Linked DNA regions of Homo sapiens: region 1 is linked to region 2. Evidence: chromatin contacts called from ENCODE POLR2A ChIA-PET data. All regions are on one chromosome and are shown on one strand. The core of a region is the stretch at or near the end of the contact, and the rest is flanking DNA. Distances in the headings are between cores, read along the strand shown. Region 1 overlaps STAT5B (signal transducer and activator of transcription 5B). Region 2 holds the start of FKBP10 (FKBP prolyl isomerase 10).

Region 1 (6,429 bases), core at 2,366-4,865, 430 kb after region 2:
TGCCAAATCCCCCTCTGCGAGAAACACCCAAGAATGATCAATTAAAAAAAAAAAATGTTAAAAATAAACTTTAAAAAATATATGTGTTTATACTTAAAAAAAATAAATAAAAAAAAAATATAAAAATTAGTTGGGCGTGGTGGCACACGCCTGTAGTTGCAGCTACTCTGAAGGCTGAGGCACAAGAATCTCTTGAACCCGGGAGGCAGAGGTTGTGGTGAGCTGAGATTGCGCCACTTGCACTCCAGGCTGGGCAACTGAGTGAGACTCTGTCTCAAAACAAACAAAAACACCCACAGCTCTAAAGGCCATTATATCATTATATATTAGATATTACTTTATCACTGCTAAATTTCTTGAGAGTGACAATGGCATTCAGGTTGCGTAGAAGAATGCCCTTGCTGGGAGTAGATACACTGTCAAGTATTTGAGGGTAAATGGCCATGTCGTCTGCATCTTACTTTGGCAGGAGAAACGGAAGAGTGACAGTGGTGGGGAGTGTGGGAAAGTAAATCTAACAACTGTGAACACTGGCTCAACCTAGGTGAAGTATATGCGAGTACTCATTGTTCTATTCTTTCCACTTTTAAGTCATGTACACTTTTTTCAAAATCAAAATGAAGGGCAAACATTCCAAAAAAGAAAAACAAAGCAATGAAAGCAGAGGTTTGACTCTCACTTTGAAACTGTCCCTGGTGGTCAATAAAAATCTGGACTTCTTAGGCGTTGTGCTGCAGCTTGCAGGCCACCAGCATGCAAGTTGGGCTCTCTTGTGCCATGGTGGCCCACAGTGTACATGTGTTATCATTATCTCCATGTCCAAATCCATGGAGATAATGGATTTGCGATCCCTTTGGGAAGAAGCTACATCTGTATCACTTTCCAGATGACTAAAAGCACTTGCTGTAGCCCAAAATTAATGACCATCTGCATTACGGAAAAATAAGAAATGATTTGAAGCTGCCATGTAGTCCTATCTTACCTTCAGAATTTTTTTCTTTCTTTTCTTTTCTTTTTTTTTTTTTGAGACAGGGTCTCACTCTGTCACTCAGGCTGAAGTGCTATGGCGTAATCACTGCTCACTGCAGTCTCAACCTCCTGGGTTCAGGTGATCCTCCTCCCTTAGCCCCCTGAGTAGCTGGGACCACAGGTGTGTGCCACCATGCCCGGCTAATTTTTTTTTTTTTTTTTTTAGAGATGGGGTCTTGCTATGTTGCCCAGGCTGGTCATGAACTCCTGGGCTCAAGTGATCCTCTTACCTCGGCCTCCCAAAGTGCTGGGATGACAAGTGTGAGCCACCACACCCAGCCAGCCTCAGAATTTCTAGTGAAGGTTTATATTTGTACTGTAATTCAAGATCAACTCATCTTAGAATCTGTCTCTTGGACAATTCAAATCTTTTAGTTCAGGAAAAAAACTCCTCAGCTACTACAATACCCTGTTTCTATACTGCTTAAATGAAATATAATCCCTTTCCTCTTGTTTGAAAGTTAAAAACAAACAAAACAGGCAATTTATTAATAAATCCACACATGTTACCAATATTTTCCCTATTAAAGTTCATGGCCTCCCTCTTACCATTGAGAATTACAGTGTTTAGTTTCTACCTAGCAAAATTTTCTTTGACAAGTGCCTTGATTCAGGCCAATTCCCAGGGATATATACCGTCGGGACAAACAGAAATAACCAAAATGTCCAAAATAGGGGGATGATTAGACTATAATGTATTAATCTAATGGGATATGGTGCAACCAGTTAAATGAAATATAAAAGCTATGTTGAAATATAAAAACCATGTAGACGCATTTTTAAATTTTTATTTTATTTATTTATTTTTTTGAGACAGAGTCTTGCTCTTTCAACCGGGTTAAAGTGCAGTGGCACAATCTTGGCTCACTGCAACCCCCACCGCTCGTGTTCAACCAATTCTCTTGTCTCAGCCTCCTGAGCAGCTGGGACCATAGATAGGCATCTGCCACCAATGCCTGGCTAATTTTTTTTTTTTTTTTTTTTTTGAGATGGAGTCTCACTCTGTCACCCAGGTTGGAGTGCAGTGGCGCGATCTCGGCTCACTGCAACCTCTGCCTCCCAGGTTCAAGCGATTCTCCTGCCTCAGCCTCCCGAATAGCTGGGACTACAGGCACGCGCCACCATGCCCAGCTAATTTTTGTAGTTTTAGTAGAGACAGGGTTTCACCATGTTGGCCAAGATGGTCTCGACCTCATGACCTTGTGATCCGCCCACCTTGGCCTCCCAAAGTGCTGGAATTACAGGCGTGAGCTACCGCGCCTGGCTGAGTCTTGCTCTTTCAACAGGGTTAAAGTGCAGTGGCATGATCTTGGCTCACTGCAACCCCCACCTCTCGCGTTCATGCAATTCTCTTGTCTCAGCCTCCTGAGCAGCTGGGACCATAGGCATCTGCCACCAATGCCTGGCTAATTTTTTATTTTTATTTTTTTGAGACGGAGTTTTGCTCTTATTGCCCAGGCTGGAGTGTAATGGCGCGATCTTGGCTCACTGCAACCTCCGCCCCCCAGGTTCAAGCAATTCTCCTGCCTCAGCCTCCCGAGTAGCTGGGATTACAGGTGCCCACCACCATGCCCGGCTAATTTTTTGTATTTTTAATAGAGACGGGTTTTCACCATGTTGGCCAGGCTGGTTTCGAACTCCTGACCTCGGGTGATCTGCCCACCTCGGCCTCCCAAAGTGCTGGAATTACAGGCGTGAGCCACCCCGCCCAGCCCTAATTTTTGTATTTTTAGTAGAGATGGGGTTTCACCATGTTGGCCAGCCTGGTGTCCAACTCTTGGCCTTGTGATCCTCCCACCTCGGCCTCCCAAACTGCTGGGATTACAGATGTGAGCCATCACACCTGGCCTGTAGACACATTTTTTTAGAGTAGAAATAAAAGAATGTTAAATGAAAAGTGTATGCAACACGTATGCAAGAGGGCAAATAGAGAAAGGTCAAAGAGAAGTGTAAACAGTTGTTACATTTAGGTGAAGGGGCTTTTTGGTACAATTTTTGTAAAGTTTTTGATTAAATTGTGTTTAAAATGTAAAACTTAAGATATAAATTTAATAATCAATGGGGAATTGGTACTACTGACTATCCCACAGGAACCAAGTTTAAAGAGACATAAAACACAGGAAGAAATATTTCCTAACATGATAATATCCAGGTTATGACACTGTCTTACCTGGGCAGCCTTGATTTAAGTAGAACATTCAGAATTATAAAGTAAAAATTCAGAATTATAAAAAAATTTTAATTTTAAGTAGAACATTCAGAATTATAAAGTAAAAATTCAGAATTATAAAAAAATTTTTTTTAAAATGCAATTCTTTCACTTTCAAATATATAGTGCCTTAAATGTGTTTTCAAATAGTGATTTAAGACTGTTAATAGCAGATTAATTTGTAATTCTGACATATATTTATATATATTAGTGGCCCTCTTTCATCTTTGATGTGACTAAGCAAACTTGTACCAACTGTAAATAGAACGAAATACACAGAAAGTCACTCACAACGGTACCAGAATTTCTTTAAAATAAAAAACTTTCTAGCTGGGCATGGTGACTCACTTCTGCAGTCCAAGCTACTCAGGAGGCTGAGACAGGAGCGCTCCCAGGAGGTCAAGGCTGCAGTGAGCTATGATCACGCCGCTATGCTCAAGCCTGAGCCACAAAGTGAGACCCCATTTCTAAACACAAACAAACACATCCCTTACCTCTAATCACATACCTGAACACAACTGGCTTACGTGAAGGCCGTTGACAGTTCAAGAGTAACAATTCAAGGTGTCTAGAAAGCTATCATTACAAGAGCAGATCACAGGAAACCTCAGCTGTTGGTTCCTAACTTCGCTCCTACTCAAAGGCCAACAGAACCGGGGAGAAATCTTCCTGTTTTGTTGATATCAATTTATTTTGTGCCAAGAACCTATACCTAAAACCAACGCAGGGTTTGTATTCCCCCTGGATTCTTCATTACCCCAGGAAAGTGGAACAGATCAGACCAGTTTCCAAGAACAGAAGCACTGCAGGGCAATCTTGCTAAGGGGGCCCTGAGATGTTTCTCTCTGTACTAATCTCTATGTCTTTTATGTACATCAACACAAACCTTCACCCAACCATCTCTGCCATCAACAGCAAATCTAGGGAAGAGACCAATAATACCTTAGAAAAGCACACCTATCCACCGAACCAAAACTAAATACAGAAGGATATGGCAGTTTGCCCCGTTTTCCAGGTAGCTGTGTTCTCTTAATTTGCCATGAATTAAAATGTTTCATTTTTACTTAGACATAACTTGAATATGTCATTTCAAATAACAAAATAAAAACTGAACTGAATATGTTTTAGTTAAAACAATACAAAACTGAAATCTCCTCTTTTAAGAGAGAAACGCTTCATCAGCTGGTTAGTTCCCTTGTTTGCTTACTGGGTGATATGAAACCCAACTACAGCTTTCCAAAAATAATCCCAAGTTGTGGGGTGTCCTACTACCTGTGTTTAAGTAAAACAAGTCCTGCAGAAAAAGTGGATCCAACGAGTAGCAGGTTTGTTAAGAAGCTAAATCTTGGCCAGGTGTAGTGGCTCACACCTGTAATCTCAGCACTTTGGGAGGCTGAGGCAGGAGGATCACCTGAGCTCAGGAGTTCAAGACCAGCTTGGGCAACATATCAAGGCTCTGTCTTTACAAAGAAAGCAAAACAAAAAGTAGTAGCGTGTGGTGGCGCACACCTGTAGTCTTAGTTACTTGGGAGGATGAGGTGGGAGAATCACTTGAGCCTAGGAGTTAGTAGCTGCAGTGAACTATGATTGCGCCACTGCATGCCAGATGGATGACAGAGCCAGACTCATTCTCTAAAAAAAAAAAAAATGTATGAGAAAAAGAAGAAGATAATTCTGGGCCAGGCACAGTGGCTCATGCCTGTAAACCCAGCACTCTGGGAGGCCGAGATGGGAAGACTGATTAGGCCAGGAGTTTGAAACAAGCCTAGGCGACATAGTGAGACTCCATCTCTACAAAAAATTTACAAATTAGCCCAGTGTGGTGGCGCATGCCTGTAGTTCTAGCTACTCAGGAGACAGGCAGAAGAACTGCTTAAGCCCAGGAGTTTGAGGCTGCTGTGAGCCGTGATTGTGTCGCTGCACTCCAGCCTGGGTGACATTGTAAGATCTTGTCCAAAAAAAAAAAAAAAAAAAAAAATCTTATTCTAATTCTGAGAAGAAATGACATTTAATAAGAGCTCATGTCTTAGCAAATCAAAATGTTTGTCCTGCTGGGGAAAAAAAAAAAACAACAACGGTTATCCAGGTATAAAAAGCAATTACCAGGACATTTAACATTAAGATGAACTAAAATTGTGCACAAAATAATTGTCCACATTTACTACAGCACTCATAGTGGGAGTAAATAAAATGCAATTACTTTTGCTAAAGCAACCTACTTTTTCTGGTAACAGACCGTCTCTCACTATACCTCTAATAGTAGATCTACACACAACTTAGCATGGTGTAGGAACTTGAGTGCATGCTCCTACAGCACACAACAGATGCACTGAAAGGCTCCCACCTCTTAACTAACAGCTTATGCTGCAAGGCATCAGCCAGGATAACGGCAGAGCCCTTCTGTGTATGTGTTCTTTCACAGGCGGCACTGTTACCGGAAGAAGCGAAGAGCAGCGATTTCCTTCCAAAAGGTCAGCTGCCTCAGACAGACCAAACAGAAAGCAGCGAATTCTTGCCAACTTCCCCTCCTGCTTCTGCAGCTAGTACGCAATAGCATTTAGTTTCCAGTAAAGCTCCAGATAAAAACAAAGCAAATGTGAGACCCAGAATCTACACAATGTCAGTGTCTCGCTTGACTGAACGAAGGGCAGTAAGATCATATGGAGCTACGCTTTTTCAACGTGGTGGAAGTGTTAGGAAGGTGAGATTAAACATGAAGAAAAGGTCAGGACTGGAACCATCCAGATTTTATACCAATGTCCAGAAGTCTCCATCTAAAAATAAGATGGTAGGCTGGGTGAGGTGGCTCAGGCCTGTAATCCCAGCACTTTGGGAGGCCAAGGCCAGTGGATCACTTGAGGTCAGGAGTTTGAGACCAGTCTGGCTAGCATGGTGAAACCCCGTCTCTACCAAAAATATACAAAATTAGCTGGGTGTGGTGGCGCGTGACTGTAATCCCAGCTACTCGGGAGGCTGAGGCAGGAGAATTGCTTGAACCTGGGAGGTGGAGGTAGCAGAGAGCCAAGATTGCACCACTGCACTCCAGCCTGGGCAACAGAGTGAGACTCTATCTCAAAAAAAATAAAAAGAAAAAGAAGATGGTATTTTAGAGATAATAAATGCAACAACAGATAAGGTCCCTAGTCAACTGATAAAAAAAGAATAAATTTTGAACTTATTCTCAAAATAAA
Region 2 (5,854 bases), core at 2,553-5,052:
CCTGAGGTCAGGAGTTCAAGACCAGCCTGGCCAACATGGTGAAACCCCGTCTCTACTAAAAATACAAAAACTAGCTGGGTGTGGTGGCAGGCACCTATAATCCCAGCTACTCAGGAGGCTAAGAGAATCACTTGAATCCGGGAGGCAGCGGTTGCAGTGAGCCGAGATCGTGCCCCTGCACTCTAGCCTGGGCAAGAGTGAAACTCCGTTTCAAAAATAAAAATAAACTGTCAAGTGCTCTGCAGTTGTTGGTTGTCTAGTCATTTGCCCAAAAGACCCTCTTCTTCTCCCTGAGGCTGCTGTCTGTTCTCACTCAGAAGCCTCTCACCTGCCCCAGACTCCCAGGGTGCCTTCCCCATATTCCCACCACCCCTAGACTTTCCTCCTATCACCCAGGGTCCTCAATACTGAAGGAAAGCTCCCCACAACTCTGGGAGGCTCCCATACAGTCCTCTCCCTTATCACCTCGTCCCCTGCCCAAGCCAGCCCACCCAGGGGGCTCACACTTATAGTAGGCAAACTGCAGGTAGTGGTACATGGTGGCCACGAACTTGTCCACGAAGTAGCCACCCACATTGGGGGTCAAATTGGCCTCACAGTCCACCTTGCACTGCAGGGACTCTGCAAAGAGATCTGAGGGTGGGAGGCAGCAGTGAGAGGCTGGCATTGCAATGAACATCTCCGTCCCCCCAGTGGAGAAGACTCTAAATCCAATCTCTGCCTACTAAGCCAAGCTGCTTGTCCAGAAAATGTGTTGCTGTTGCAATCACAGGAGAGAATGTCTGTAAAGTGCTTGGCATACTATATGACAAGTGATGGTGAGGAAGATGACTGTGGGCTGGGCTGACTCACCACCCCTGCCACTCAACCACCACCCCAAGCCAGAGGGAGCCAGGGCATTCTGGGAGAGCAGCAGGTGAGGTCCAGAAATGGGGCAGAAGTCCAAACAGAGAAGCTAAAGGACAGTCTTTTTTTTTTTTTTTTTTTTTTGAGACAGAGTCTCGCCCTGTCGACCAGGCTGGAGTGCAGTGGCGCGATCTGGGCTCAATGCAACCTCCGCCTCCCAGGTTCAAGCGATTCTCCTGCCTCAGCCTCCCGAGTAGCTGGGATTACAGGTGCCCGCCACCACGACCAGCTAATTTTTGTACTTTCAGTAGAGACGGGGTTTCACCATGTTGGTCAGGCTGGTCTTGAACTCCTGACCTCGTGATCTGCCTGCCTCGGCCTCCCAGAGTGCTGAGATTACAGGTGTGAGCCACCACACCTGGCCAAGTACAGTCCTTTCTGCCCCTGCTCGAGGGACCCCAGGGTTAGAGATCCCAAGACTAGGTGTAATTTCTGGTTATCAACTGCTTTCTGCACACATCTGCTGGGTTACTTCTCACCGCTGCACCTTTGCATCTGCACTGCCCTCTGCCTGGAAGGCCTATGAACCCAAGCTTCCCAAACCCTTTAGGGATGTCACTGCCTCTACTCACTGATCCAGCCCCTTGGACACTCCCAGCTGGGGCCCCTGCACCCAGCGTCTTTCTCAACAGACAAGGCCTTCCTCCCGGCTGGCTCCTCCGCATTCGCAGTGCTCCACGTGCATGAAGGGGACATCTGCCTTACCGGGCCCTGTGGGTGAGAGGACCGCCCACCGTGGTCTGGGTGGCAGATACCTGCTATGGCCGGGTAGAAGTCCTTGAAGTCCACCTGCTCATGGGCCCCTTCACAGCCGGCCAGGCACCGGGCAAAGACTGCCAGGTACTCTGACAAGGCCCGCTCCATGTCCTCCGTGCTGCTGCGGAAATCCCCGCTGTTGTAGAGCTTCACAGCCCGGAGGAACACGGCCTGGAAGGGGCGTGGCAGGGGGAGTCAGGGCGCCCCCAACATCTCCCCTCCTCTACTAGCCCTCCTCTACAAGCCTCCTCCTGACCCTCCACCCCACCTCGTAGGGCTGGGCCTCTAGGTCCGTGAGGGACTCGTCGGCGACGTCCAGCATCCCCTGATAGTAGTTGAGATACTTGGCGGTCAGCTCGTGCTTCGGGTTCCTCTGGAGGAAGGTGTAGGCCGCCGCCACCGCCTTCTCCAGCCGGTTAGCCTGGTCGGGGGGTAGGGGGTGGGGGAGCGGGTCAGCAAGACCGGAGCTCGCGGCCCCGAGCGCACGGCGGGCTTCGTGCCTTGGGTGAAGATAACGCTCCTTCGACCGATCTGTGGGGAGCCACGACGCCCAGCCCGAGACAGGTCCCCGGGTGGGGGCGGGCTCCCACCTTGAACAGCGCGTAGTGCAGGTACTGGTAGGGCAGGCGGCTCTGGAAGTCACGCAGCAGCTGCCGCGGCGGGTAGGGCACCTGGAAGGCGGGCAGCGTCCGCTTGCAGCGCCGCAGGCAGGCGGCTCGCTCCAGGACGCGGCCGAAGAGCCGCAGCTCGCAGGCCCACTCGTCTGCGCGGCCGCCGTCGGGATCGGGCTTGGCCGCGGGCGCGGGGCCGCTGCAGTTGGCGTGGCAGAAGGCCTCGCTGTCGCGCAGGAGCCGGTGCAGCCGCAGCGCCGCCTCCAGGTAGCGCGCGCTCTCGCGCCAGCTCTCTCCCTCGTACTGCTCCAGAGCGTGCCCGTACGCCGCGGCCAGCGGCATCAGGTCCTCGGGCGGGAAGCCCCGGAAGCTGTACTTCTCGTACTGCGCCCCGGCGCTGCCCAGCAGCAACCACAGCAGCCCCCACGCCACCCGAGCCATGCCCGCCGCGCCGCCGGCTCTCCGGAGCTGAGCTGGCTGCCCCGCGGACGGAAGGGGACAGGGCCGGGCCCCGGGCGGGCGGCGCGCCCGCTGGGTCTTAGCGCCGGGCACGAGGCGGCAAGGTGGGGCGGGGCCTGGGTCACGACGTCTCCCCTCTTTTCCCAGAGGGTCCGATAGTGTCGTTAAGTCCTCTCCGTCGGCCCGGGCTCCTGCCTTGGGGGTGTCCCCTAGGTAGAGAATGCGTCGGGGAGCGCTTCCCGCCAGAGATGGGAAGCCCAGGAAGCCCCTCCCCATGCAAACAGTGCCCCCGCCTGAGATCAGGACACTGAGTGAGGGCCGCCTCCTCTGCGCTGCCCATACGAGAAGGAAGCCCTGGAGCCGGGCCTTCCGTCGCTGCGCCCTCCTGCACCCTCCGAGTGTCTCCCCCGCCCACGTCGGAGGCACACACCTGCTGTCACCTGCACACCTTGCGCTGCCACCACCCCCCACTCCATCTCCGTGCCCGTCACATCCCAAGTCACAAAGTCCTTCTTTCAGTCCAGCTTTTGCGGGACCAAGCTGCTCTTCCCTGGAGATGCCTTCCCTTGGAGTACAGCTGGGGTCACGGATGAGCACGGAGATGCCTCTCACACTCCGCGGCTTCACCACCCACCTGGAGGGGACTAGAATTCGAAGTGCCCGCGAAAGAAGCAAGGTTCATCTCCGCCCGGCTTTAGGACCCGGGGGCTCCGGAAAAAGTCATTGAACTTTTTTTTTTTTTTTTCCTTTGGTGTCCACTCAGAGTTCTCATCTTTCCCGAGCCTCTCTCCCTGGCCAGGCCCCAGGTCTCGCAGCCAGGGATGGAGATGGGGGGAGGGGGAACCTAGAGTTCTTTGTAGTGCCTCCCTCAGACTCTAACACACTCAGCCTGGCCCCCTCCTCCTATTGCAACCCCCTCCCCCGCTCCTCCCGGCCAGGCCAGCTCAGTCTTCCCAGCCCCCATTCCACGTGGACCAGCCAGGGCGGGGGTAGGGAAAGAGGACAGGAAGAGGGGGAGCCAGTTCTGGGAGGCGGGGGGAAGGAGGTTGGTGGCGACTCCCTCGCTCGCCCTCACTGCCGGCGGTCCCAACTCCAGGCACCATGTTCCCCGCGGGCCCCCCCAGCCACAGCCTCCTCCGGCTCCCCCTGCTGCAGTTGCTGCTACTGGTGGTGCAGGCCGTGGGGAGGGGGCTGGGCCGCGCCAGCCCGGCCGGGGGCCCCCTGGAAGATGTGGTCATCGAGAGGTACCACATCCCCAGGGCCTGTCCCCGGGAAGTGCAGATGGGGGATTTTGTGCGCTACCACTACAACGGCACTTTTGAAGATGGCAAGAAGTTTGATTCAAGGTAACCCCGGTTGGGCGCCCCCGGATTCACCACTCCGTCCCCTGAACCCGGGGTCCTGTTTCCTTGTTGCCTCTTTTAAGCTCTGCATCCCAATACTCTAACCCTAGACAGCACCCCTGGGGCCTCCCAGACACCCATCTCCCCAAAGATACCCTCCTGCCCCCACTTCCAAACCCTCACTTCTCAAAGGATCCCATTTCTTTCTCACAAGCTCTCCACATCCCGGAAAGGACTCGATAATCAAGGTGAACTGCCTTGTGTAGTTACCAGGGCTGTATGTAATGACCTGATGGAGAGGGGTGTTCTGATCTACAGTGTTGGGGGGAAGGGGGTGGTCCCTGCTGCTTAAGAACCCTGGGATGGTCTATCAGCCTGGACCCCGTACCTTTCCACCCACCCTGACTCCCCTTCTGGTTCCACTGTTTTCAGTGCCTTTGTGGTCAGAGAAGAGGGAATAGAACTTTTTTTTGGAGGGGGTGGGAGTTTTCAGCGGCTGGTGGGCAGGGAAAAAGGCTGGTGGGTATTATAAGAAGACAGCCGGCTGGACCTGGGGGTAGCGCGTGGCTCCCTGCGGAGGCCCTGTCTACGTGTCACACAGTCGGACATGCCACCCTGGGCTCCTTGGAGGAATTTCATTCCTCCCTCTCTGGTTCTCCTGGAACCCTCATCTCTCTCCATTTTAGGTACACCAGGCCAGAGGCACAGGCCGCCCATTTTTGCCAGCCTTGGGGTTTGTAAGGTGGCCTCCTGGTCTGACCCAGGCCTTTGGTCTGCCCCAGCAAGTCCACTTTTGTTAGCGGGGACAGGGCAGGGCTGTATGCCAGCCTCAGGGGTAAATCTAGGGTCCCAGTTACACACAGACCCCACAGCACACTGAAAGAAGTCAGTGTTTCTTAGACCCTCCTCTGAAACACACAACTCAGCCCACAGGAAATTAGTGGCCATGACTTTAGAGGCAGGCATATATTGGGGTAAGCCTACAAACTCCAAGAGTCCCAAGACCCTGGTTCAAATCCAGGCTATGACCATGGACAGAGAATTTTGTCTCTTTAGGCATCACTTTCCTTATCTGAAAAGTGGAGACAAAAACAGGACCTACTTGCTAAGGCTGATGTTAGGACTCCAAGGACATGGATGAATGAACGTAGGCTTCTCACAGGGCCTGGCAGTCCTCCAGCCAGTTCAGCACACATTAACATTGACCCTGAGGAAAACCATATGACCTGATGCTGTGGAACTTGTAGAAACTTAATGCAGAGCTTAAGCCTTCATAACAACACTGAGAAGGAAACAGTCCAGACTTAAAACCTGTCTGCTTGGTGGGCAAATTCAGATATAGGGTAGTAGCCAGAAGTGCAGCCCTGAGCCCTTGACTGCTAGGAGTGAGGCAGGGGTTGGGATTTAGGGGATGTCATCCCTGATGGGGACTCTGGGAGCCCAGCTCATGAGTGTTGAGCTTGGAAAACTTTTTGTTTTTTAGCTGGAGGCTCACTCTGTCGCCCAGGCTGGAGTGCAGTGGTGCCATCTCAGCTCACTGCAACCTCCTGGGTTCAAGCAATTCTCCTGCTTCAGCCTCCCAAGTAGCTGTGATTACAGGCGCATGCCACCACGCCCAGCTAATTTTTGTTTGTTTGTTTGTTTTTGTTTTTTGAGACACAGTCTCACACTGTTGCCTGGGCTGGAGTGCAATGGAGCAATCTCAACTCACTGCAACCTCCGCCTCTGCCTCCCAGGTTCACGTGATTCTCCTGCCTCAGCCTCCCGAGTAGCTGGGAT

The links. ChIA-PET counts read pairs that join two places held with the same protein, here RNA polymerase II (POLR2A).
Region 1: POLR2A ChIA-PET joins it to region 2 with 11 read pairs in naive thymus-derived CD8-positive, alpha-beta T cell. The contact joins the enhancer-like site here to the promoter of FKBP10 in region 2. POLR2A ChIA-PET finds 5 or more read pairs at or near these places in 2 of 52 experiments (B cell and naive thymus-derived CD8-positive, alpha-beta T cell).

The regions. Positions count from the first base shown.
Region 1 is chr17:42,243,081-42,249,509 of GRCh38, forward strand. The region is part of intron 1 of STAT5B (signal transducer and activator of transcription 5B); the gene reads right to left. Among named protein-coding and RNA genes, the nearest start is that of STAT5B, 30 kb to the right of the region's middle. Within about 2 kb of position 3,616, at least 14 of the 41 ENCODE cell types and tissues checked have a DNase peak (open chromatin) inside an H3K27ac peak, as active enhancers do.
Region 2 is chr17:41,809,202-41,815,055 of GRCh38, forward strand. FKBP10 (FKBP prolyl isomerase 10) reads left to right here and starts at 3,803. Exons shown (of 10, transcript NM_021939.4): 1 at 3,803-4,078. The coding sequence starts at 3,834. P3H4 (prolyl 3-hydroxylase family member 4 (inactive)) reads right to left here and starts at 2,748. Exons shown (of 8, transcript NM_006455.3): 1 at 2,253-2,748; 2 at 1,931-2,083; 3 at 1,662-1,833; 4 at 505-633. The coding sequence starts at 2,714. RefSeq lists a silencer at 2,378-2,867 and enhancers at 3,008-3,117, 5,604-5,854.